2 separate regions of the Homo sapiens genome follow, and region 1 is linked to region 2. A link is an interaction called in ENCODE POLR2A ChIA-PET data of the cell type or tissue named here. Cell type or tissue: HepG2. All regions are shown on one strand. Links, peaks and the distances in the headings refer to the core of each region. The heading gives the core; the rest is flanking DNA.

What was found. ChIA-PET counts read pairs that join two places held together with the same protein. Peaks named below come from ENCODE experiments on the same cell type or tissue, not always from the same donor. Only the 100,000 strongest peaks of a DNase experiment are listed, where the experiment ranks them.
Region 1: POLR2A ChIA-PET joins it to region 2 with 5 read pairs; 4 of 35 experiments call an interaction of 5 or more read pairs at or near these places.

The regions. Positions count from the first base shown.
Region 1 is chr9:113,379,087-113,389,867 of GRCh38, forward strand. ALAD (aminolevulinate dehydratase) reads right to left here. Exons shown (of 12, transcript NM_000031.6): 8 at 10,687-10,742; 9 at 10,513-10,600; 10 at 10,352-10,438; 11 at 9,891-10,020; 12 at 7,226-9,275. The coding sequence ends at 9,214. Among named protein-coding and RNA genes, the nearest start is that of HDHD3, 7.5 kb to the left of the region's middle. RefSeq lists an enhancer at 2,007-2,066. In HepG2, for the core only: no CTCF peak of the experiment used is centred there; a DNase peak (open chromatin) is centred at 8,675; H3K4me3 peaks cover 465 bases.
Region 2 is chr9:113,642,150-113,658,185 of GRCh38, forward strand. LOC105376223 (a long non-coding RNA gene) reads left to right here and starts at 5,726. Exons shown (of 3, transcript XR_930254.3): 1 at 5,726-5,853; 2 at 9,868-9,931. RefSeq lists enhancers at 6,531-7,031, 7,032-7,532, 8,518-9,017 and a silencer at 15,991-16,036. In HepG2, for the core only: no CTCF peak of the experiment used is centred there; DNase peaks (open chromatin) are centred at 8,402, 8,742 and 10,852.

The DNA.
Region 1 (10,781 bases), core at 5,613-10,612, 260 kb before region 2:
TGTGGGTATTTCTCATCAGGTGGGACGAGAGACTGAGAAAAGAAATAAGACACCGAGACAAAGTATGGAGAAAGAACAGTGGGCCCAGGAGACCGGCGCTCAGCATACGGAGGACCTGCTCTGGCACTGGTCTCTGAGTTCCCTCAGTATTTATTGATTACTATTTTCACTATCTCAGCAAGAAGAATGCGATAGGAGAGCGGGCTGATAGTGAGGAGAAGGTCAGCAAGAAAACATGTGAGCAAAGGAATCTGAGTCACAAATAAGTTCAAGGGAAGGTACTATGCCTGGATGTGCACACAGGCCAGATTTATGCTTCTCTCCACCCAAACATCTCAGTGGAGAAAAGAATAACAAAGCAGCATTGCTGCCAACATGTCTCGCCTCCCGCCACGGCGCGGTTTTTCTCCTGTCTCAGAATTGAACAAATGTATAATCGGGTTTTATACCGAGACGTTCAGTTTCAGGGGCAGGCAGGAGACAGAGGCCTTCCTCTTATCTCAACTTCAAGAGGCCTTCCTCTTTTACTAATCCTCCTCAGCACAGACCCCTCGCGGGTGTCGGGCTGGGGGACGGTCAGGTCTTTCCCATCCCACGAGGCCATATCTCAGGCTGTCACATGGGGAGAAACCTTGGACAATACCAGGCTTTCCAGGGCAGAGGTCCCTGCGGCTTTCCGCAGTGTATTGTGCCCCTGGTTTATCGAGAATGGAGAATGGCGATGACTTTTACCAAGCATACTGCCTGTAAACATTTTGTTAACAAGGCACATCCTGCACAGCCCTAGATCCCTTAAACCTTGATTCCATACAACACATGTTTCTGTGAGCTCAAGGTTGGGGCAAAGTTACAGATTAACAGCATCTCAGGGCAAAGCAATTGTTCAGGGTACAGGTCAAAATGGAGTTTCTTATGTCTCCCTTTTCTACATGGACACAATAACAGTCTGATCTCTCTTTTCCCTACATACACGGCCATGTACACTTCGTTGAACCTAAGCATAAAAATGGACAGTTTCCTCTGTATCTGTGGCTCTTCATTCTGAAGGCTCCCATGTCACAAAAAAACTATGATCAAATAAATGTATATGCTTTTTCTCCTATTAAAAAAAATACAGACATATTCAGGGTTAGGCATAGTGGCTCATGCCTGAAATCCTAGCACTTTGGAAGGCTAAGGTGGAAGGATCCCTTGAGCTCAGGGGTATGAGACCAGCCTAGGAAACAAAGTGAGACCCCATCTTGTTAAAAAATAATAACAGGCTGGGTGTGGTGGCTCACGTCTGTAATTGCAGCACTTTAGGAGGCCGAGACCAGTGGATTACTTGAGGTCAGGAGTTTGAGACCAGCCTGACCAACATGGTGAAACCCCATCTCTACTAAAAATACAAAAATTAGTGGGGCATGGTGGCAGGTGCCTGTAATCCCAGCTACTCGGGAGGCTGAGGCACAAGAATTGTTTGAACCTGGGAGGCAGAGGTTGTAGTGAGCTGACATCACAGCATTGCACTCCAGCCTGGGTGACAGAGCAAGACTCTGTCTCAAAAAATAATAATAATAATGCAAAATACAAACGTGTACAAAATAAAAAGCCAGCCCCCCACCAACACCCAACCTCATTCATTGACCACCTAACATCTGTGGGCTCTGTGTCCCCTGTCCTTCTCTGAGGATTCAGTGGGAAACAAGGTGGTTCCTGCCTGCATGGGGCATGGGAGGGGCAGACAACCATTGAGTAGATAAATAAACAAAGTGATTTCAGAGAGAGAAGTGGAAGCGGTAAAAACAATCATTTTATGAACAGTGACAGGGTATCTCTTTGGATGAGGTGGTCAAGGAAGGAACAAAGATCTGAATGGTGAGAAGGAGGTTGTCAGGTTAAGATCAAGGAAAGTACTCCAGGTGAGGAACCGGAAAGAAGGGTGTGGGGCCTCAGCCTGCTTACTGAACAAGGGCAGTAGCCTTGGGGCAGGGAGAGAAGGGCTTCCCCACCCCATCTCACTCCCCAGGGATTGCTGAGGTGACAGTTTTGGTTATGCTATGACACAGTTTTCTAGCAGCACACAAACATGTATCTAATTTTCTTTCTTTCCTCTCTTTCTTTCTTTCTCTTCCTCCTTCCCTCCTTTCTTTCTTTTTTTTTCATTCTTTCTCTCTGTCTCCCTCCCTCTTTTCTCTCTCTCCTTTCTTTCTCTCCCTCCCTCCCTCTTCTCTCTCTCTCTTTCTCTCTCTCTCTCCTTCCTTCCTTTCTCCCTCCCTCCTCCCTTCCCTTCCCTTTCTTTCTTTCCTTTCTTCTTCCCTCCCTCCCTTCCTCCCTTCCTTCCTCCCTCCCTCCCTCCCTCTCTCTCTCCCTCCCTCTCTCTCTGTCTCTTTCTCTCTTTCTTCCATTTTTGAGACGGAGTTTCACTCTTGTTGCCCAGGCTGGAGTGCAATGGTGCCATCTCAGCTCACTGCAACCTCCACCTCCTGGGTTCCAGCGATTCTTCTGCCTCAGCCTCCCGAGTAGCTGGGATTACAGGTGCCTGCCACCACGCCCAGATAATTTGTGTATTTTAGTAGAGACAGGATTTCATCATGTTGGCCAGGCTGGTCTTGAACTCCTGACCTCAGGTGATCCACCTGCCTCAGCCTCCCGAAGTGCTGGGATTACAGGCATGAGCCACCGAGCCTGGCCCTTTTTTTTTTTTTTTTTTTTTGTGAGACAGAGTCTTACTCTGTCACCCAGGCTGGAGTGCAGTGATGCGATCTGGGGTCACTGCAACCTCTGCCTTCCAGGTTCAAGCAATTCTCCTGCCTCAGCCTCCTGAGTAGCTGGGATTACAGGTGTGCGCCACTGTGCCCGGGTAATTTTTTGTATTTTTAGTAGAGACGAGGTTTCGCCGTGTAGCCAGACTGGTCTAGAACTCCTGACCTCAACTGATCCACCCACCTTGGCCTCCCAAAGTGCCGGGATTATAGGCATGAGCCACTGTGCCTGGCCTAATTTTCTTCCTTTCAACTCTTAAAAACAAAAAAACAAAACTTTCTCCTATGTTCCAAGTTGGTCTGTTCACTGGGTTCAGGCCTGGGAAGAAACACAAAGTGCAGAGTCACAGACTTTGGACCTGCAAGAGAGAGCCCGACTCACTTGCAAAACTGGTTTTGTGTTATAAGCATGAAGCAGAAGTGGGGGTGGGAAGGGCAACTGGGAGACCAGAGGTTCAACTGCATTTCACAGAATCCAAGAATGTCTGATACTGTCTACTTTTCAGGGTCACCGAAAACCTAACCCCTTAGGTTCTGATCCCAGCTCTGCCATCTGTCTGTCTGTGAGCTCTCCATTCAATTGTTTTTCTCTCTGAGCCTCAGTATCCCAATATGCAAAATGTGAATTTTCCCAAAGTGAACATACCCATGCAACCAGCACCCAGACCAAGAAAAAGAACAATTTCCAGAACCCTCCACAGCCTGTCCACTTCCAGTTACTTACTACCCAAAAGGGTAACTATCTTGACTTCAAACTGCATAGTTAAACTTTATTTGTTTTTGAACTGTATATAAACAGAATAATATAGCATGTATTTTTTATGCCTTGCTTCTTTTGCTCAAAATTGTGTTTGATACATCTGTGTTGCTATGTGTAGTTGTAGTTAATCCATTCTCACACCTTTAATATTCTATTATATAAATAGACCACATTTTACTGTTGATGAACATTTGGGTTATCTCCAATTTTGTTTATTACACTTCTTTTTTCTTTTTTTTGGAGACAGAGTCTCGCTCTGTTGCCTAGGTTGGAGTGCAGTGGCGCCATCTTGGCTCACTGCAACCTCCCACCTCCCAGGTTCAAGCAATTCTCCTGCCTCAGCCTCTCAAGTAGCTGGGATCACAGGTGCCTGCCACCACGCCCGGATAATTTGTGTATTTTAGTAGAGATGGGATTTCATCATGTTGGCCAGGCTGGTCTTGAACTCCTAAGCTCAGGTGATCCACCCACCTCAGCCTCCCAAAGTGCTGAGATTACAGGCATGAGCCACCATGCCCGGCCTTATTACATATATTATAAAATGCTGCTATGAATGCTGTTGAACATGTGTCTTATGAACATAGGTAATGTTGGGTAAATACTGTTGGGTAATACCTAGGTGTGGAATCACAGGGTCATAAGGTATGCATATGTTCAGCTTTGGTAAATAGGGCCAGACATTTCTTTTTCTTTTTTTTTTTTTTTTGCAGACAGGATCTCCCTCTGTAGCCCAGGCCGGAGTGCAGGCCAAACATGGCTCACTGCAGCATCCACCTCCTGGACTCAGGCAATCCTCCTGCCTCAGCCTCCCAAGTAGCGGGAACCACAGACATGTGTCACCACGCCCCGCTAATTTTATTTTTGTTTTTATTTTTTAGTATAGACATGGTCTCACTATGTTGCCCAGGCTGGAGCTAGACATTTTGTTTTCTTTCTTTCTTTCTTTCTTTCTTTTTTTTTTGTTCTTGTGGAGCCAGGCATTTTGAAAGGGTGTACCAGTCATATCTGAGAGTTCCAGTTGTTCTGCATTCTCAACACTTGACATTGTCCCATTGTCCTTTTAGTATTAGGCATTTTCTTTTTCGAGTCTCCCTCTGTTGCCCAGGCTGGAACGCAGTGGCACGATCTCAGCTAACTACAACCTCCGCCTTCTGGGTTCAAGCAATTCTCCTGCCTCAACCTCCCGAGTAGCTGGGATTACAAGCGCACACCACCACACCTGACTATTTTTGTGTGTGTGTGTTTTTAGTAGAGACGGGGTTTCACCATGTTGGCCAGGCTGGTCTCAAACTCCTGACCTCGTGATCCGCCCACCTCGGCCTCCCAACGTGCTGGGATTACAGGCATGAGCCACCGCACCCAGCCAGTATTAGGCATTTTTGTGGATGTATTGTGGTATCTCATTGCGGTTTTAACTTGAATTTTCTCCACTAATGAAGATAACACCTTTTCATATATGTATTGGTTAAGTTTTCATTTTTTATTTACATAGCCACACATGAATATATCCTTGTTACATATAATACATGAATAGAAATAATACATATAAAGCTAAAGTCCCTCTAAAACGAATCCCTTCACTAGTTTTATTTTTAATTGAAAAACATTTTTTTTGTAGCAATGGGGTCGTGCTTTGTTGCCCAGGCTGGTCTTGAACTCCTGGTTTCAAGCAATCCTGCCACCTCGGCCTCCTAAAGTGCTGGGATTACAGGTGTGAGCCACCATGCCCAGCCCCTTCCCGAGTTTTGAGCACTGGGCTTGGAGTTAAGAGACCTGAATTCCAGCCTTGGTCTGCCACTGACTAGATTGCTGTCTAATTTTGGACAGGTCACCTCTCTGGGTCTGTCTCCCCATCTATAAAATCAGAGTGTTTAACTAGATAGTCTCTAAGGATCTTTTTTCTTTAATATTCTGACCACTGTTTCTGTGATCCCAAGAACCTCCATTAGGTAAAAATGGCCATTTGCCTTACTATCCATTCTCTCCATCTTCCTTAGTAACTGAACTCCCGAGTTTTAGTTGAGCATATGGCTGGCCCACTAGACTATTTCCAGCCTCCCTTACAACTGGGCATGACCATGTGACTAATTTGAGACAAGGGTGTGTAGACAGAAATGATGTGTGCAACTTTTGGGTCATGACTTTATAAAGAAGGGTCATGCCCTCCATTTGCTCTTCTCTTCCTGCTGGCTGGAAAGAGGACCTGATGATGGGAACTGGCCCAGCCATTTTTTTGTTTTGTTTTGGTTTTGAGATAGGGTCTCACGCTGTTTCCCATGCTAGAGTGCAGGGGCGCAATCACCACTCACTGCATCCTTGACCTCCTGGGCTCGCTCCTGCCTCAGCCTCCTGAGTAACTGGGACTACAGGCATGCACGACCACACCCAGATAATTCTGTATTTTTTGTACAGACGTGGTTTCCTCATGTTGCCTAAGCTAGTCTCAAACTCCTGGACTTGAGTGATCCACCCATCTCAGCCTCCCAAAGTGTTGGGATTACAGGTGTGAGCCACTGTGCCCAGCACCAGCCATCTTTGTTCATGAGATGGAGGCCAAGATGTGTTGATGATGACAGAACAAGGCAAGAGCTGAGACCCCTCACAACATATTGCTGACATATCAGCCCTGGATTGCTTAGAAGTAAATTTTCATCTCAAGCTATCATTATTTTGGCTTTTGTTATATCCACTGAACCTGAATCCTGATTAATACAGAGTGACTGGAGAATGACTTTTTTTTTTTTTTTTTTTTGAGACAGAGTCTGACTCTCTGTTGCCCAGGATGGGGTGCAGTGGCATGATCTCGGCTCACTGCAACCTCTGCGTCCTGTGTTCTAGTGATTCCTCTGCCTCAGCCTCCCAAGCAGGTGGGACTACAGGCGCCTGCCACCATGCCCGGCTAATTTTTTGTAGTTTTAGTCTAGATGGGGTTTTGCCACGTTGGCCAGGCTGGTCTTGAACTCCTGACCTCAAGTGATCCGCCTGCCTTGGTCTCCCAAAGTGCTGGGATTACAGGTGTGAGCCACCACGCCCAGCTCCAAGAGTGACTTTAGATTGGGTGTTGGGTCAGGTTTCTCAGAGGAAGGGATGCTTTGAGCTGAGATCTTAACAAGAGAGACAGCCATATAGATTTAGGGGAAAAGCATTCCAAGCCAAGGAGGCCACTGGTGCAAAAGCTCAGTCCAAGACAGCGTTCTGTGTAATGAGGCCTACCTGGTCAATTGTGGCGCCATCTCCCATCCCATTGTTTACAGTGACTGAGCCAAGAGTGGACCATGTGGCCTGAACAGGCCCAATCAGAGACCTCCAGAGATTTGCTATGTGAGTGATGGGACAGGAAGGCTCTTTCTCTGGGATTACAAATCTTAACGACTATTTAAGCCTAGAATTATTGAGGATCATGTTGCTGGCAAGTGGCAAAAACCCACCTGAGTATAAAGCTGGGGCAAACACAGACGAGAGTTAGAAAGGGACAGAGACCTCCATGGGGTTTGACCCTGGGCCCAACCACACCTGTCCTTATCTCAATCCAGTTATGAAAACCAATCATGTCCTTCTTTGCTATTGAACTGGATTTCCATCACTTGCAACCAAGTAGGTGCCTGGTCTCCTTGGTCTCCCCGTATAACTGGGGCTAATTGCAGATGGTCCCCGAACTGTGATCATTCAATTCACAATTTTTGACTTTACAACAGTATGAAACAAGACATTCAGTAGAAACTGTACTTCAAATATTGAATTTTTATTCAAAATTCTTTACAACTTTATTACAATATAGATTTTGTGTTGGATAGTTTTGCCCACTGTAGGCTAATGTAAGTGTTCTGAGCATGTTTAAGGCAGGCTAGGCTAAGCTATGATGTTTGGTAGGTTAGGTATATTAAATACATTTTTGACTTATGATCATATTTTCAACTTATGATCATATTTTCAACTTATGATGGGTTTATCAGGATGCAAACCCATCACATAAATGGAGGGGTGTCTATAAAACATTGTTAGACCTATAATTTTGCTGTTGATTATTGGGAGGTGGTATGGCACAGTGGTTAGGGGCAGAGGCCTTGGAGTTGGACTACATGGGTTCAAATCCCAGCTTGGCTGTTTTCTGTGCAGTTCTAATCCAGTTCTGCCACAAACTTGTTGAGTGGCCTTAGGTGAGTCACATAAGCACTCTAGATATAGCTTCCTTATTGCAAAATGTCTCAAGCTAAGTTTAGTATTCTCCCTCCACCCCGACCCTGCTTCTGTTCCTCTTCCAGGCTGCCCCATCTCAGTAAATGGCCCATCAGCCACCCAGAAGGTCAAGCCAGATTCATCCTTCACATCGAATCTACCTTCTAAACACATCCACAATCCATTCCCCTTTCTCCATCCCCACTGTCCCCGCTCCAGTCCATGCCATCAAGACTTTTCATTTGCACTTTGCCGCAGAGCTGTTAAAATACTTTTACAAACTACAAATTTGATTGAGTCACTCTGAAAAGGTGAATGTGGCCCTTGACCTCTGCATGGTTTGGTCCTGGTCTGTCTCTCTCCACTCAGTTCAGGCCATCCTCTCAGTGCTCCAGACAAGCTAGCCTTGCATTCCTCCAGCTAGAAGGAGCCCCAGGGCCTTTGCACAACTCCTCCCTCTCCCTGGAATGCTCTTCCCCAATTGTCTTAGCTTGATGGCTCACCCTTCAGGTCTAGGCTCAAATGTCAGTCCTTCAGGGAAGTATTTTCTGATCCTTCAAAGAGGTCAGGTCCTGGTGACCTCCTTCAGAGCACCTGTCACCACATCACTGGTGCATGTCTGCCTCCTTCCCAACTACTGTTTCAAGAGAGGCCCCTTCCCTGTTGTTGTCTCAGACCCCTTCTTTCCTTCAAAGCACTTATCACAATTTGTAACTGCTTTATTTCTTTGTTTTCTTCTTAGCTGTCTCCCCAATTCTCTTTGTATAATTTCTATGAAGAGATAAGCTGAGGTCTGTCCTGCTGTATTCCCAGGACCCAGCACTGAACCTAGGAACAGAGCAGAGATTCTCAAAAAGTATCTCCTGAATAAAAAGTGTTTGTGGTGGTGGCACCTCTAGCAGTCAGGAACTCCCTCTTTGCCTCTGAGTTTTGATCCTCAGGCAGTATTTATGCTGGTTAATGAGTAATTCTTCTCTGGGTTTATGGTTCAGAGTAGAATAGGAGACCTCAGGCAGCCTGGCAACCTCTGGCCTCGTGGGAAATGCCTTCCAGTGGAATTGCGGCAAATTTCAACTCTAACCCAGGGATATCGATCTAGGCCTCATTCCCACACCCAGCTCTGCTGCCAGAAGCGTTCCAAGGCTTCTCAGGCCCCAAGATCCCACTGCTCTCTTCTTCCCCTAATGCTCCAAGACCCTCTCCCAGCCAGGCCCCAAAGGCTGTGCCCCCGACTCCAGGTTGCTTTCAAGCTGAAGCCACACCAGAGGAAAGAGCTGAGGGTGGCAAAGGTGGGCCTCACGGCTGACCCAGGGGAGGGGCGGGGAAGCTTGGGAGAGCTCATAGGATGCAGCTGCGAGTTACAAGAGTTAGCATGCTGGCAAAACCACCCAGGGCTGCTGGGCCCCGCTAGCATGTGAGCAGGAAGAGGGCATGAGGGCACAGTTCTAAAAGCAGCATTTACTTTGGTTTTCACTTGTCTGAGGCCCCGGGAACGTTTTAAAGTTCTAGTTCTTGGGCCTGGCACTGTCTCCATCATTCCTCCTTCAGCCACTGCAGCAGCTGCGGTGTGTAGTAGGTGATGATGATGTCAGCACCTGTGTTGGGAGAGATGCAGAAAGTTGCTGGGGGGACGCTGATCAGCTCTGAGCACACCTTCTGCGATGGGAAGGCCAGGCGGGGAAGAAGGCTACCATGAAGAAGCACAGCCTGTGGGCACACCACATGAGACGGAGCCCAGCTTTGGGAAACTCTATTTCTTGGGCAAGTCATTTCCTCTTTTGGGGCCTCAGTTTACCAAAGAATAAAATGCACAGTGAAGGAAATAGGTAAGAGGCAAGTTCCTTCCCATGCTGGTGTGCAATTCTAACAAAATGAGTCCCCTTTATGGAGTGATATTACTTCATTTAATCCTCAGGACAACCACGCACCAGGTATCTTATCCCCAGTTATCCAGTTATGGGTGAGGACACTGAGGTTCAGAGAAGTGGCTTGCCCACGTTCTCACAACCAAAAATGAAGGGCTCTGCTTGCTTCACCGGGCCGTGTTCTATGCTGCAGTTCCATATCTCTTCCTCAGTGTGTGTCTGTTTAGATCACTAGTAATTCCCGGAATAAGATCCCAAGCTCTCAGGACGTCGTTCCCCAATCTAGGCAGAGTGCTTATCAGTCCCTGTGGCGCAGGTCAAAACACCCCACCCTTGCCTGCCTACCTGCTCTGCGGAAGGCAGTCATGGCCTCCAGTACGGCAGCCTTGAGATCAAATGCCCCGGCCTGGGCTCCATGCCACAGCATGGCAAACTCTCCAGAGACGTGGTACACGGCGAGAGGGAGGTCAGGGTGCTGCAGGGAAGCAGACAGGGAGACAGGCTGAAATGGAGGGTGGATGTGGCTCTGGAAGCGTCCCTTCCCCCCTGCTCAATCTGTGACCATCTTGAGCCCCGTGTCCTGGGTTACTGCGGCTGGCAGCCTGGCCCACTCTTGAACTGTTAAAGCAGGGCTGTTTGAGGCTCGTGCAAGCCCCGACATAGAAGGCCACGATGGTTCCTGGGCAGGGAAGGGGAGGAGAGGATGCATGCTTAAGGGCAAACTGCTTCCAACTCTGAGATTCCAGAGTCTGTGGAAAACTCTGTCCCAGCCCCCTGAGCCCCCTTTGCCTCGTACCTGTGCTCACCTTGTCCTTTACCTCCCGCACGATGTCCAGGTAGGGCATTCCCGGCTTCACCATGAGCATGTCAGCTCCTTCCCGTACATCCCGGTCCTAAGGGATGAGGGTATAATGTGGGTGGTGCCTAGGAGGGGGCTGAGGGTGGGGCTCAAGTCCTAGTCACTCACCACAGCTCGGAGAGCCAGGCCTCGTGCTCCAGGGGGCAGCTGGTAGCAGCGGCGGTCCCCAAAAGCTGGGCTTGACTTAGCTGCATCCCTGCAAAGCAGAGTCATCAGGGTGGGCTCCAGCTTTGGGCCAAAGGGCCAGGGATTCACAGCAGACCCCTGCCCACCCCTGCTCACCGGAAAGGGCCATAGAAACAGGAAGCAAATTTGGCACTGTAGCTCATCACCGATACCTATGGGGAGACAATGGAGGTCTTGGCTTATTCGGCCCT
Region 2 (16,036 bases), core at 6,444-11,443:
TAATCCAAGGTCAAAAAGATTTTCTCCTATGTTTTCTTCTAGAAATTTAATAATTTTGTTTTTTTATGTCTAGTTCTATGATCGATTCACATTAATTTTTGTGTATAATAGGAGGTGAAGGTCAGGTTCATTTTGTTTCCATATTGATATCTAGTTGTTCTAGCACCATTGATTGAAAAGTCCATCTTTCCCTCCATTGAATTACCTTGGCATTTTTGTCAAAGTCAATTGACTGTGTATGCTTGGGTCTATTTTAGGTCTCTCTAATCTGTTCCATTAATCTTTATGTCAATCCTTTTGCCGGTAGCACACTGCGTTAAGTACTGTAGATTTATAATTGGCTTGAAATCAGGTGGTTTAAGTCCTTTAAATTTGTTCTTCTTTTTCAACTTATTTTATTCTAGGTGTTTTGGTTTTCCATATACATTTTATAATCATCTGGTCAATTTCTACCAAAAAAAAAAAAAAAAAGCCTGCTAAGTGTTGATTGGGATTGCGTTGAATCTGTAGATCAATTTGGGGGAGAATATATAGATCAATTTTAACAATATTGAGGCTTTCAATCAAAGAATATATTATCTCTCCATTTCTTTGGGAGTTCCTTAATATCACTCAGTGATGTTTTATAGTTTTTCTCCTAGAGTATTACATATATTTTGTTAAATATATCATTATATATATCATGTTTTTTGGACACGTCTGTAAATGGTATTTTGTAAATTCAATATTTAAGTGTTCATTACCAGTACATAGAAATACAATTCAGTTTTGAACATTGACTTTATATCTTGGAACTGTGCTAAACTCACTCATTAGTTCTAGTTGCTTTTTATTAGATTTCTTAGGATTTTCTATGTATACAATTATGGGGCTTGTGTTTTCATTTTAAAATATTGTTTTACTCTGTCTCATCCCATATGTATGTATTTTGCTGGGATTGTGTATTTTATTTCTGTTTCATGCTTTATTGCATTGGTTAGTGCCTCCTGTATGGTATAGAATCTAAGTGGTGAGAATGGATATTTTGACTTGTTACCAGTTTTAGTGAGAAAGAAATCTTCACCATTAAATATGATTTTTACATGAGGTTTTTAATAGATACTTTTTGTCAAATTGAAGAATTTTCTTCTATTTCAGGCTTGCTGAGAGTTTCAAATCATGCATGACCGTTGAGTTCTGTCATTTTTTTCCTGAATTTATTGAAATAATTATATGGCTCTTCTCATTTATTCTATCCAATATTGTGATTAATATTAATTGATTTTCAAATGTCAAACCAATTTTGTGTTCCTGGGATAAATGTAGTCAGTCATTTTATACACTTCTGGATTCAGTTTGCTAAAATATAAACATTTTTGCCTCTCTGGTTATGAGGAACATTGTTTTGTGGTTCCTTCTTCTCTCCCTGCCTTCTTTCCTTCCTTCCTTCTTTTTCTTGCATTGTCTTTGTCTAGTTTTGGTGTCATGGGAATGCTGACCTCACAAAATGAGTTGGAAAATTCTCCAACTCATTTTGAAAGAGTTTGTATAATATTTGTGTTATTTTTCCTTAAATGTCTGATAGAATTTATCATTAAGCCATCTAAGTCTGGAATTTGTTTTGTTTGCAACTTTTAATTACAAATCCAATTCCATAATAGATATAGAAGTTTTCAGATTTTCTATTTCTTTTTAAGTTAAGTTTTGGTAATTTCTGTCTTTCAAGAAACTTTTCCATTTCACTGAGTTGTCAAATTTTTTGGGAAAAAGCTATTTGTAAAATCCCCTTATTATCCTGCTAGGATCTATGTTGATGTACCTTTTGAGTTCCTGATATTGGTAATTGTGTCTTTATTCTTTTTTTTTTTTTGCCTTGATCAGTCTGGTTAGAGATTTATTATTTTTTTCCATCTTTTGGTTTTATAGATTTACTCCATTTGTTTTCTCTCCTTCTAGTTCATTGATTTCTATTCACTAATAATTCCTCCCTTCTCCTTCTTTTGGGTTTATTTACTCTTCTTTTTTAAGCTTCTTCAGGTGGGAGCTTACATTATTGATTTTAACCCTATCTTTTTTCTAATATAAACATTTAAAGCTATGCATTTCCCTTCAGGCACTCTCTTAGCTACATCCCACTCATTTTAATATACAGTGTTTTCATTTTTATTTGGTTCAAAATGTTTCTTATTTGCCTTGTGATTTCTTATTTGATCCATGTGTTATTTATAATGACTTTAATTTCCAAATATTTAGAAATTTTCAAAATATCTTTCCGTTACTGATTTCCAGTTTAATTCTGTTGTAGCCAGAGGTCATACTCTGCATAATTCAATCTCTTAAAAATTGTTGAGACTTTTTTATGGCCCAGCATGTGATCTGTCTTAGTGAATGCTCCATGTGTGCTTGGATAATGTGTATTCTGCTGTTGTTGGGTGGAGCATTCCTTAAATGTCAATTAAGTTCAGTTGGTTGATAGCACTGCTGATATTCTTACTGATGGTTTAAATCATTTTTATAATGTGTTCTTACACAAACGAGATTGTGTATATTACAAGAAAAATCAGATGATCCAGATGTAATAGGGTACCTGAGAAGGCAGAGACTCATTAGTTTTTTTTTAATCAAGAGAAGTGGGATCATAAAATCATCTTGAAGCAGATCCCTCAGTTAACTGAGAATACCTTGAATGGCCTTCTTAATCAGGCTATTAATCAGAAGGTAGAGCCAGAAGGCTTCGGTCTTTGGGGTTCCGGTGTAGATAGTCACTCCCTTAGATCTCTTGCAAATTGAGTAGGTACAGAGCAGGGATGACTACTTGGGTAAAAAGCCTTTAGAAGATAGTATAGTACTCTGCCTGATTAAGGAGGTCATTGGAAGGATTTCTCAATTAACTACAGGATCTGCTTCAGTTGCAGGGTGGATAAGGTGGTTCCATCTGAGTCTCCAGGGCAGGAAAGGGCCATGAGACCCATGGAATGATCTTATGGAGAAGGGTGGCCTAGCCAGGTGAGCTGGGAGGGCTTGGAGGCAAGCCTGGTTTTGAGGCCCCCTGCTTGGGTGAGTGAACAGGTCACACCCCCACTAGATGTGGGTCTGGTTCTCAAGGAGGTTACCATGCGTGTGCACAGATAAAATATTCACAAACTCTGAGACTCACGAACCTGGGAAATCTAAACTTCTTGTCCTCTATAGCAGGGGTCCCTAACCCCTGGTACCAGTCTGTGGCCTGTTAGGAGCCGGGAGGCACAGCAGGAGGTGAGCTGCGGGTGAGTGAGCTTTACTGCTAGAGCCCCGCCTCCTGTTAGATCAGCAGAGCCCTTAGATGCTCATAGGATTGCGAACCCTGTTGTGGACTGCGCATGCGAGGGATCTAGGCTGCACGCCTTATGGGAATCTAACTAATGCCTGATGATCTGAGGTGGAACAGTTTCATCCCAAAACCATCCCTCCCCATCCCCATCTCCTGTCTGTGGAAAAATTGTCTTCCACGAAACGTCCCTGGTGCCAAAAAGTTGGGGACTGCTGCTCTATAGGACCAAAGTTCCTGACTCTCACCTTCATGATGGTGGAAACAGAAACACAACATGAATGCTGGTGACTGAAGGGACCCCCCGCAGAGTGCAGTTTCATGAGAACTGACCCTGCCAGGGAGGGCAGCGGCGACAGGGCAGCCATTCACTGAGCCCTTGTTACAAGCCAGGTACCGGCAGGCAGGTGAGTCAGTTCTTACCATGATTGGGCAAGATGAGTCCTATTGCTGTACCCATTTTAGCTTCAAGGAAGTAGAGGCTCAGAGAGTCTAGGAGATTGCTTCCTGTCCCACAAATAGAGTGGAGTTTGAATCCCAGACAATCCAACTGTAGAGTTCATGCTCTTCAAGCTGGAGAGGTGGCCCAATCGCGGAGGTACTCGATTGCCAGGCTAGGGAGATTGGACTTTATTCTGAAGGCAATGGCAGGCATGGAGAATTCTGGAGCAGAGCCAGAAGGATCCCTCTGGCAGCTGGGTGGAGGGTGCCTTGCAGTGAATGGTTAGTTAGGAAGCTGTTCAAGACAGAAAGAATCACAGTTAAACCCAAATCAGCCCTAAGCACCAGAGATGAAAGTCTGAGGGGACTGAGGATAGTGTGGGGAAGAAGAAATTTCATCCAGTGTTAGAAATGGGCAGAGAGGTGGTTGGATGGAGAGATGGCAGACGGCATTAGAGGCATAGTGTGTGAGCGTCGGGGTGGGGGTGAACCTCTTTCCTCTGGCTCCTTGGTAAAGCCCAAGGGGAACAGGAGAGAAAATTCTGGACTAGAAATCAGGAGCCCAGGGTCCCAATCTTACCCTTGCCATGGGATTCACTGTATGACCATGGGCAATTTGCTCCCCTTCCCTCAGCCTCGGTTTCCCCATATGTACACTTTGCAGGGTTGGTGTGAACAGTGCCTGAGACCTGTTTTGCAAAGGGGAGAGCCCCATAACTGGTCTTTCCATTTCTGCTCCTGGTCCTTCTAATCCATCCCCCGAGGGTGGCCAGACGGAGGTTTAAAGTTAATTGCATCAAATGCCTGCACTGGTTTCCCTGCCCTGGCCCCTGCCTCCTGCTGCCTGGCTCCACTATGTTCTTAAAACCTACCGCTGGCTTTCACTGTACTTAAAAAATGTCCAAGCCCTTTCAATGGCCTTCAAGGCCCTGCGTGATCTGACTCCCGTTCACCTCCGGGATCTCATTTTCTCTCTCCCTCCTGGTCCTTCACTGCATTCCAGTTATGCTGGCCTTCTTTTCAGTTTCTCACAACTCACCCAGCTCTTTCTTATCTCTGAGCAATTGCTGTTCCCACTGCTTGGAATGCCCTCCCCCTGTATCAGTTATCAGTCTCAGTTAACTGCTGGGTAACAAAACACTCCAAAACCTAGTGACTTGAAACAACAACCATTTGTGGTTTCTTGGGAGGCGGTGGGTGGGCTGGGCAGCTCTGCCGATTTGGTGGCACTGGTGGATCTCGGTTGGTCTTGGCTAGTTCACTCAAGCATTTGCAGGCAGCTGCGGGTGGAGCAGGTGGTTCTGTGGATCTTGATCTCGGCTGGGCTCCCTCACGTGTTGGTGGTTGATGGACAGTTGGTTGGTCTGGGCTAGTCTTGGCTGGGGTGACTTAGATAACCAGGCTTCTCTTCCATGTGCCTTTCCTTCTCCCTAGCAGGCCTGCTGGGGTGAAGGCAGGAGTCCAAGGAAAAAGGCAGAATCCTGAAGCATGTTTTCAGCCTCTGTGTGGGTCATTTCCTAACATCCTACTGCCCAAAGAAAACCACATGGCCAGGGCCAGAGTAAAGGGTGGGGAAACAGACTCTGCCTCTTTTTTTTTTTTTTGAGACAGGGTCCTGCTCTGTTGCCCAGGCTGGAGTGCAGTGGTGCAGTCATGGCTCACTGCATCCTTGCCCTCCTGGGCTCAAGCGATCCTCCTGTCTCAGCCTCCTGAGCTGAGACTACAGGCGTTTGCCACCATGCCTGACTAATTATTTTTTCTAGAGATGGGGGTCTCTGTATGTTGTCCAGGCTGGTCTCGAACTCCTGGGCTCAAGTGATTCTCCTGTCTCAGCCTCCCAAAGTACTGGGATTACAGGCATGAGTCACTGCGCCTGGTGCTAGACTCTGCCCTTTTAGTGATAAGAACCAGCTATAAGATCACTGGGCAAAAGATCTGGACACAGAGAAAGGAGAAAAATTGGGGTATATTTATCTCTGCCTCCTTCTTTCTACCTAGTGCCTTCTCATGCATTGATGCCTCCTTGGAGGAGCCCTCCCTGACCATTCTGAGGGCAACAGTTGTTCCCTGGTTTTTCTCAGCCACAGCCCTGCTCTGCTTGGACCACCTTTGTCCCAGAATGCAAAGTAAGTGTTCAGCAAATATTTCTACGTCAACTAATAAACCATCACAATTCTTGGGGAAAGAATGACACTGTGCCCGTGAGTGGTCAGTCCCCTCCCTTTAAGTGCCACATCCCAGAAGTGCAGCCTCATAGAAAGCAGCTACCACATCAGCCTGTCCCCTGTCCCCTGTCCCCAGAGGAACCCTAGACCCTGAGGCTGCCCTTGCCATTAGAAATGAGGTTCTCAAGACTGGCTGAAAGCTTGTTGACCTAGTGGCCATGCCCTTGCTGGGAAGTCGCACTGCTCTGGTAGAGAGGGTCAGGCCATTCTGTCCCAGGAGACCCACAGGGCTTGCTCCATTGTCCTTCACTCTTAAAATAGATTTTATAACCATGCTGCTGAGTGAAGACCTCCAGAGTCTCAGAACTCAGGTCAGAGCCTGAACTCAGGTCTGAAGCCCTGTGAGGTCAAGGTGGACTGGGGCTACACAGTGGGATATGGACAGGACAGGCCTCAGGGCCCCGCCTCTACCTCCCAGCTGTTTCCACCTACCCAGTCCCCATAGGACTTCTCTGTCCCTTTGTGTTGTGGCTGTAGTGGCATCTTTCTAGATGCCTGTCTGCTTGCTGTTTGGGGCAATGTATTGGGAGCAGGATATAAAACCGGGACCTCCTTCATTCTCCCCAACACGAATGTCTATAGTAGTAATAATAATAAGAATAACCACAGCAACTACTATTGGCTTGGCATCACTACATGTAAGACATTTTGCATGCCTGGACTTACGTAATTCTCACAGTGATCGTGAGACTTGGTAACATCATCATCCCGTCTTCCAGATGAGAAACCAGACAGGGCGAAGGGTGTGCCTGAGGTTGCCCCACTAGGAGGTGGCAGAGCGAGGATTCAAACTCAGGTCTGATGCCAAAACCAACACCTTCCTCCACCACCAGGCCCAGGTTGCCCCTCAGCCTCCCCTCCAGCAGCCACACCTCTGAGTGGCTGCCCTTCCCTCCCTGCCCCTCAGCCCTGTAGGACCTGCATCTGCGTAAAACACTCGTGGGCTCTCTTTCTGCCACCTGAGTCACTAAGCATCTGCCCTGGCTGGCCTCCTGGTGTCTGGGCTGGGAGCAGGCCTGGCTGCTGGTGCAGGGCCGGGAGAGCCACGTGCAAGCTACAAGTGTTGTCCTGCCAGGGGCCTTTGTCTCCCCCATAATGGGACCCAGCGCTCTCTCCAGGCCCCTGAGAGCCTGAGAGGCTGTGGGCCAAGGCCTTGGCAGAGCGGCCGGCTGAGGGCACTGAGTGGAAGCAGATGTGCCTGGGCTGCCTTTGGCCCGCTGCCCAGAAGAGCCTTTCCATCTGGAGCCCTCGGGCTTGGGGAGGATGCTCCGACTGTGAGAGCCGTGTGGGGACCGGACTCACACGAGGCTGCCTTGGACCAGAATATTTTAATCTGTTTGGTTTAAGAAAGAAACAAAGCCTCCATTTTTGTTGTGTGTGCCAGAGCTGGTTCTGAGCCAATGGTGGTGAGAGATTGACACCCAACCTCTGATACAGCTTATGCATGGGGAAACTGAGGCCTAGTGAGGGCGGAAGGACTTCCACAAGGTCACCTAGCATTTTGTGAACGTGGACATGCTATACCAATTAGAGTGACAATTGGGGCAGATCTGGGAGGGGTCCCCAGCCTTCCTAGAGCAAGGTACGTGTGGGCATCTTTCTTGTCTAGCCTGGGTGTGGGTTGCAGAGCCATGAGATTTTCTGGAAGGGAATCCCCTGCCACTCCAGGGAGGGGAGAGATAGCTAGTGTCCTCCTGTTCTGTCAGACTAAGTCCTACCGCAGAGACAAAGGGCTCCTTCACCAGTTACTGTCAAAACTGACATCTTCAGGGAGGGAGGGGACCCTGCCTTTCTCCAGTGATCCTGCTCGTGGGGTCTTTTGAGAGAGACAGCTCTGAACTGAGATTGGGAGCCCTGAGTTCAAGTCTGGAATCTGCCTCTGACATGCTTTGTGACATTCGGCAAGCTGCTTCCCCTCTCTGAGCTTCCTTTTTTTCCATCTGCAAAATGGGGATAATTGTATCCCAATGTCTTCTGGGATAGCAAGAGTACACTTTGAAAATCTAGTCCCTCATCCATTTCTTGAGGGTGTCCAAAATCAGCCCTTTGAGGTGGGAGGAGCAATATTCTCACTGCCTGGAAGGGAATGGACAGCTCAGAGAGGTGAAGTGACTTGCTCAGACACACAGCATCCGTGGATCAATGCTGTGGGGTTGGAAGGGTTTCCTGATTCCTAGTTCTGTGGTCATCTCCTCTCCGTGAGACCTGATGTCCTCTGCCAGACCACATAGAGACAGCAGACATGGCCTTCGGTGGGGTCCTCCACCACCCCTCATGGAGAAGCCGAAAATGAGGGCAAGGGCCAAAGCATTGAGACTTGCTTCACCTATTGGAATGGGGTCCTGAGGATCGATGCGACACATGGCCTGCAAGTTGCCTGCAGCATGCCTGTTGGAGGGTGAGGTCAGCCAGTCTCTGCTTGCATAGCTCTCGGACAGGAAGCTTACTATTTGCTCAGGCAGCCTGTCTCATCCCAGCGACTGTGAGAAAGCATCCTCGGCCTGGGCTGAAACCTGACTCCTCTTCAAGGTCACTCCTGTTCCCCAACCCCCAAACTGTGCACATTCTGCTCCCCAGCCTGGGGTGGCCCACAGGCCCTAAAAATGGGCGAGCCTGGGGCTGCCTGGATTCGAGAACTTACAGCTCTCCCAGTCTCCCCTTCCTCTCACTTGACCCCTGATGCGGAACAGCCTCCTTTCCTGAGGCTCTGATTACCCTGGAGCAGGCAGGCGGAACCTTTCTCCTCCACCCCTGGCAACACTGCTGGGCAAGCACACCACATCCTGCTCGTCCTACTGGAAGATGCCTCCCTCTGCATTGGGGAAGGGATGAGACTTCCGGGCCAGGCCAGCAGGAAGACTCACTGGTCCAGAAGTCAGAACACCTGAGTCACTTGACATGCACTCTCAGATGAGCTGCTGCACTGCTCTGTGCCTCAGCCGCTTTCATCTGTAGAATGGGATGGTCATGATGCCTGGCCAGCAGGGCCCATGGAGCTTGTATAAAACCTGATGGGAGGGGAGGTTGCAGTAAAAGCCTTGGAGATGAAAACACTGGACACAGGTGAGGATTGTGTGGAGCAGAAGCATCTCACCCAGTTGAGATTCTGGACAAATCAGAGCCTCCCTGTCTCTCCGCAGCTGTGAACACCTACCTACCCCGCCAAGGCCTCCTGCAGCTGTGGACAGGTCCCTCTCTGCTGGGTCCCTCTCTGCTGGAAACTTCACAAATCCCTGGGGCCCAGGGCTGCTTTGGGGAGGGACAAAGCCGTGGGATGAATAGGGTAGGAAATTGATGTTCTCCTGATGGCAGTTTAAAACATTTTTAAAATATTGAAACAAACATGGATTTATGATGAAACAGGAGAATTTGACATGAATTTGGAAGTGAACACATGAGGCTGAGGAGACTTAACGCAATTGCAGGCTTTTGCCTCACTGTGCTCTGCCACACACCCTGCCTCCTGTTCCCTCCCATCCCCTCTGTCCCTGCTCCTTCCCACCCACCCCCTGGTGTGGGCTATTCTCTTTCTGCAGTACAGAAACTTTAGGAAGACGGTCTGTGTGGCCCTGTGATGGAACAGGTCAACCCAACCCATCACATTTCTGATTAATGACCCCCAGGCCCTCTCCTCTACAAATTCTACCCTTCTTATTGATTACAAACATACTCTTCAAAAACCTTGGTGAAATGTCCAAGCTCGTTTTCCTTCCTTAGAAATGGCAGTTGTTGTTGCTGTTGTCATCATAACCTTCATCACCTTCTTGTGTAGGCGGGTATTAGAATCTGCTTTTCTGAAAAACATGGGCCTGAGCCTGTTTGACTCATGGTCTCAACCTTGAAAGGCTCAAATTCAGAGAGGCTTATGGGGTTCCTCAGGCCACCTCTTACCGGACTCTGTTCACTTGCACACAGGTCCCCTGGAGTCATTGGAATGCAGGTTCCTACTCGGAGGCCTGGGTTTCCAACAATCTCCCAGGTGAGTCAGTGCTGCTGGTTCTGAGACCAACTTGGGCCCCAAAGGCAGTTGGTGATGGAGCTGGGCCTGGCGCCAGCCTCCTCTACCATGATAGCCTGCCCACCCTCCTACCACCTGCCATCAGGGTGACCTGGAAAGCACTGGGGGGCCATAGACAAGTCTCAGATAGTTCTGCATCAGAAGAACCAGGCCTCCTCTTGCTATCTGTGTAAATAATTATTGGGAGGCCGAGGTGGGAGGATCACTGGAGGCCAGGAGTTGGAGACTAGCCCGGACAATATAGCAAGACCCCATCTCTAAGAAAAAAAATTAAAAATTAGCTGGGTGTGGTGGCTCACACCTGTAGTCTCAGTTGCTGGGGTGGCTGAGGCAGGATGACTTGAGCCTAGGAATTTGAGGCTGCAGTGAGCTATGATTGTGTCACTGCACTCCAGCCTGGACAACAGAACAAGACCCTGTCTTAAAAAAATTAGAAAATCAACATTCATAACCTCCAATGTGATGAGTGATTCAGGTGAGAATCATCAGTGCATGTGAAGAGATCATGGAATGCCAGTGGTTGGGGAACAAGATATTCACAATTTTGAAGTATCACTCCAGAGATTTTGTATTCCCTGCAGACGGGGTGTGCATTGAGCATGGCAGGGCCGGGCAGCCAGCACCTCCCCAAAGCAGTCAGGCTGGCCCTTGTCCATGTGATGTGGGCTGACAGGATGTGCTGCCCTTGCTGGAAAAGTTCGGCCTGAAGCTAACCTGGGAATCGTGGGATATTATGCAGGACATGTGGCCTGGATTGTTCAAAAGATTTAGTGTCATGAGGAGCAGAGTGAGGGGGTACACACCAGCCAAATGCCAAATGCCATGCATGACACTTGACAGGATCCTGGATTGGAAAAATAAATAGCAGCATGTTTTGGAGCAACTGGTGGAATGCGAGTGTGGACTTTGTGTTGGGTGATGTTGCCCAATGCTGATTATCCCTGGTGTGGCACTGGTGTGAGATTGCGTAGGAGGATGACCTTGGTCCTGAGAGATGGAGAGGTATCTGGGGGTGAAGTATCATGATGTCTGCAGCTTAATTTTGGATGGTTTGGCAAAAGAGCGGGAGGAAGAAGAGAAATAGAGAGAGAGAGAGAGCTCGATGGAGGGGATACAGTAAGATGTTAATGGTGGATCTCAGATAGGGGTATTCTTTCAACTATTCTGTGCATTAGAAAACCTTCCAAATTAGAAAAACACACACACACACACACACACACACACAAATGCAAATAGGCTGGGCATGGTGGCTCACGCCTGTAATCCCAGCACTTTGGGAGGCCAAGACGGGCAGATCAGGAGGTCAGGAGTTCAAGACCAGTCTGGCCAACATGGCGAAACCCCATCTCTACTAAAAATACAAAAAAAAAAAAAAAAAGCTGGGCAGGGTGGTATGTGCCTGTAATCCCAGCTACTCAGGAGGCTGAGGCAGGAGAACTGCTTGAACCTGGGAGGCGAAGGTTGCAATGAGCCAAGATCATGCCACTGCACTCCAGCCTGGGCGACCGTGCAAAACTCTGTCTCGAAAAAAAAAGAAAATAATTGTGAAAGAAAAAGGCATGGAAAAGCCATAATCTTTGCTGAAATCTACAATACAAAGTCAGAACTTGTATCCTGTGGCAGAAAAACGTCCTAACAATCCTCTTTCCCCAACCTCCACTCAAAGCTTTGCTTACCACAGAAGCTGCTCCTCATAAGACCCCTCTTTTCCCTCTCTTTCTCTCCCTGCAAAGCTGCAAGTACTTGTGTCAGTAGCCCTCTGCGTCCTACACCTCCCCTGGCACCCCTGCCCTGGCCCCCAGGCCTTTCTTTGTGGGGTATCCCAGTCTTTCTCAACACCTGTTTGGCAGCTAGGGGCACAGGTTCACAGGTGGGACGCCTGGTGTGATGTCTCACTCTGGCATTGACATGCTGGGTGGACTCAGCCAGATTATCTAACCTTTCTATGACTCAGTTTTCTCATCTGTAAAATGGGGCAGAACATCAGCATCTACCTAAGAGTGTTGTTGGGAGGATTAAATGTCCTAACACCCCCGGAGCACGGGGCAGAGAGTAATTGCTCATGAATGACACAACTGTCCAAGGTAGGTTGCCCAGCCCAAGGCCTTGTCTTTTTGGGACAACTGGCTAAATGAGATCCAGCTCCCACTGTGGCTTCCCAGGCATCTCTATTCATGCCACGGTGGGGAGATGGACGCCCGTGCTTGCTTTATGTCCCTGGGCCTCTTCCTCCTCCAGCACACGGTATGACAGCACCAAGCCACCACCTTGACCTTGGGCATGGACGCAGCTGGCTGTGGCCACTGGGTGGAAGCATTCAATTGCAGATGCTCCAAGTTTTCCCTTGCTCTCCTCCTGGCCTGGTACCCAGGGGCCACGCCCAGCCAGCATGGAGTTGACTCTGTATGAGAAATATATCTTTATGGTTTGAAGCCTCTTGGATTTAGCAGTTGTTTTGTTTCCAGTATAACCTTATCTATTCCCACTGATAAAACAGGGTTGCCCTGTCCCATGCTAAGGCTCCTTGGAATGCTCATCTAGATGAGGGTCAGTCTTAACTGCAACTTTCCAAGCATCTCTGAGTCCCAGCCAATGCCCTCACTGCGTTAGAAACCTCCATGCTTAGCTCCGCCGGCCTCCGCAGCCCCCTTGCCCTGGCCAAGGGCCACTCTGAAACATGATAACAGAGAGGGCTGCCTCGTTTCCCCAAATATAGGCTCTTATCAGCCTCATTCGCCCTAGGACATTTGGTCATTGTCTTAGTCTAGACATCAAAATTAAAATCTCTTATGAGCTCATATTCTGGGGAAGTTGGGTCAGGCTGTGTCCGGGCCAAAATTCCTCTGCCTCCGGCCCAGCTGCTGCTACAGCAGAGCTGAAGCTTGTTGGAAGGGAAACTAGGGATGCGGGACGGAGCCTGGAGGGAGAGCCAGAAAGCTGGGCTCTGCTTCTCAATGTGTGATCTTGGAGAGTCACTTTTTGTCTCTGGGCCAAAGATGAAATGAACTTGCCTTTTCCTGCCTTGGGGCCTTTGCACAGGCTGTTCCCTCTGTCTGAAGCTCTCACCACCTCCCTTCCTCTTCACCTGGTTAACTCTTGCTCAGCTATCACATCTCAGCCTAAAATACAGGGTCACTGTGCTCAAGGAAACTTGAAGACCTGCTGCCTTCAGCGCAGACAGCTTCCTTTAATTGTGTCGAGAGACTGTCTCCTTGCTAGGCTCAGAGCTCCACAAGAGTGAGAATCTGTCTGTTTACCTCTCTGTGACTCAATTAAGGCTTGCTGAAGGAACGAGTGAGGTGCATCAATCTGCTCCACGAGAGCCTACAGCTCCCTGGCACTTGGCAGGAGCTGCAAGAGGGCCCCCCTCGTCTCTTTTCTGCTCCCTCTTCCTGCTTGCTGGCGGGTTGGAAATCCTTGGCAAGGATTAAGTGTGTCCTGAGTGACTTGGCCCTTTGCTGCCTCCTGGCGTCCACTTCCAAGATAGCCGTCCCCAGATGCTTCTCCCACTCGTGGAGGAAAACTGAGTGTGGCTTCCATGTGCTGTGATCTCGTTCATTTCCAACAGTAGCCTTGTGAGAGAGGAATGATCATCCCCTGTTTGACAAATGAAGAAGGTCCACATTTGTTCATTTGTTTGTGGAATAATGACTGAGCACCTATTATTTGCCAGACACTTTGTTGGGAGCTGGTGCTTCGCTGATGAACGGCAACGCGCTGCCTCATGGAGCTTACGTTCAGGTCTGCAATAGGGAAGGCAGATAGTAAACAAGTGAACAAACGTTTTGTGTGGGCCGGGCGCGGTGGCTCATGCCTGTAATCCCAGCACTTTGGGAGGCTGAGGCGGGCAGATCACTTGAGGTTAGAAGTTCGAGACAAGCCTGGCCAACGTGGTGAAACCCCATCTCTACTAAAAATACAAAAATCAGCCAGGTGTGGTGGCGCACACCTGTAGTCCTAGCTACTCGGGAGGTTGAGGCAGGAGAATTGCTTGAACCTGGGAAGTGGAGGTTGCAGTGAGCCAAGATCGCACCACTGCACTCCAGCCTGGGCGACAGAGCAAGACGCCGTCTCAAACAAAACAAAACAAAATCCATTGTGTGTGTGTGTGCACAAGCACACTCAAGATGCCAGGGGACAGTGGCTGGGCTTTGGTGGTCCAGATGTTAACTGACTTGTACAAGATCACAGAGATGCAGCTAGATTTGAACCTGGTAGTAACAATTGTAGCTAATAACTCTATAAGCCCTTGCTCTGCCATGTGCTGCTGAACTCAGCGCTTTTTACATATATGCTACAACAGCCCTACTATTATCCTTGTTTTGCACATGGGGAAATAAAGCACAGAGAGGCTAGGTAGCTTGCCCAAGGTCACTCAGCTGCTCAGTGGTGGAGCTAGGACTCAATCCAGGCAATGTGGTTCCAGAGCCTGCCCTTTAACACTGTAAGACAAAATTTAGAAGTTTTGACATCCAGGGCCTTGGGGATGGTGGCCACAAACCCAGTGTGCTACTCTCCTCCCAGCCCAGCCAAGTAGACCATCCTGGACAGTCTCCTGCCCTCAGATCTTCCAAGATGACTGTATAGCCTCCTGTCCCATGAGTTGGAAAGGATGGGGAGGAGAGGGTGCTGTGGAGGGCCCCTATCCTCAGGAATCCTGATGGGCTAGCCGTGGGGACAGAACCAACCCACACTGGGCTGTGAGGTGGGAGGCTTCCCCTCCAAGAAGGCAGGAAAGGCTTCTTGGAGGAGGTGAGGGGTGAGGTGGGCCTGGAAGGTTGAGTGGGATTCAGACGTACAATTCAGTGGGAGCAGAAGAAGCCAAGGGAACGGCAGGGGCGGGGGAGAGGGTGGCGCCAAGGCTTGGAAGGAGGAAAAATGAGGCTGCATCAGGACCCGAAGCTTCCGGGCTTCTTCCCCAGGCTGGGGAGCTGTTGCAGGCATCCAGGTGAGAGGGGAGGGGCAGCCAGGGGGCGGAGATGAAACCAAAGGTGGCCAGGACCCAGGTGGGCTTCAGAATCACGTGCCCCCACCCCCAACTTTAATTTCTCCAGCTCCCCCCTCATTCACCCACCCCTTGCTGCTGCTTGATTGCCCCAAACACAGCACTGCCCCAGGAGTGCCTAGACCCTCCCCGTCCACATCCGCCTGCCTTGAGCCCTCACTTCCTTCCTGTCTCTGCTGAAAGGTCACTTCATACAGAGGTCTTCCCTGACCACCAGCAATACTGTATTGCTGGTGGTTACAACACCTTCCACACGCTGTACATTTCCCTGTGCTTGGCTTAGCGCACAGGTGGCTTAGCGCTTGGCAGGCCTTCCACGCATAGTTTTTGGCTGTGGGCAGCTGCTTGGCCGAGTCCTGAACAATCTTCAGCTGCAGCTTTATGTCCGTCATCTTGGCTTCCTCGGAAGCTCAGTCATCTGTCATCCCTGAGACAGACCGTTGGAAGGCTCGGGATGGGGGAGCCAACAATGCAGACACATACGCATGCACATGTTGTGCACACAGACACACACACACATATCTACACATGGGCATGAATCATATGCACACACATATGCCCATACACATACAAAGCCATGCACACATACATATGCACAACACATACACAAATGCTCACACGCATGAGCACAACACACGTGTGCACACAAGGCATGCATATCTGTATATAGGTGTGCACATGTGAGCACACCCATGTGAGCAAATATACATGTGTATACCATGCCCACATATGTATACATGCACATGTACACATTGCACACACACACACACACACACACACAATACATATATAGGCATCATATGCGTACACCACGACATGCATGGACATACGTATACTTACACATGTGCCCACATACATGCACGTACATGCATTTCTGACACCTTGACTCTCACCTTCTCCATTCATCAGAGTGGTGACCACGTTGTCCCAGGATCTGGCACAGAGACTGGCTCAGCTATCTACGGCCACAGCCAGATCACCAGAGCTCTGGGGTTGTAGCTAGGTGACGCCACCGATCCTCTGCTACCACCTTGTGGCCACTTCCCAAATGGCACCAGTCA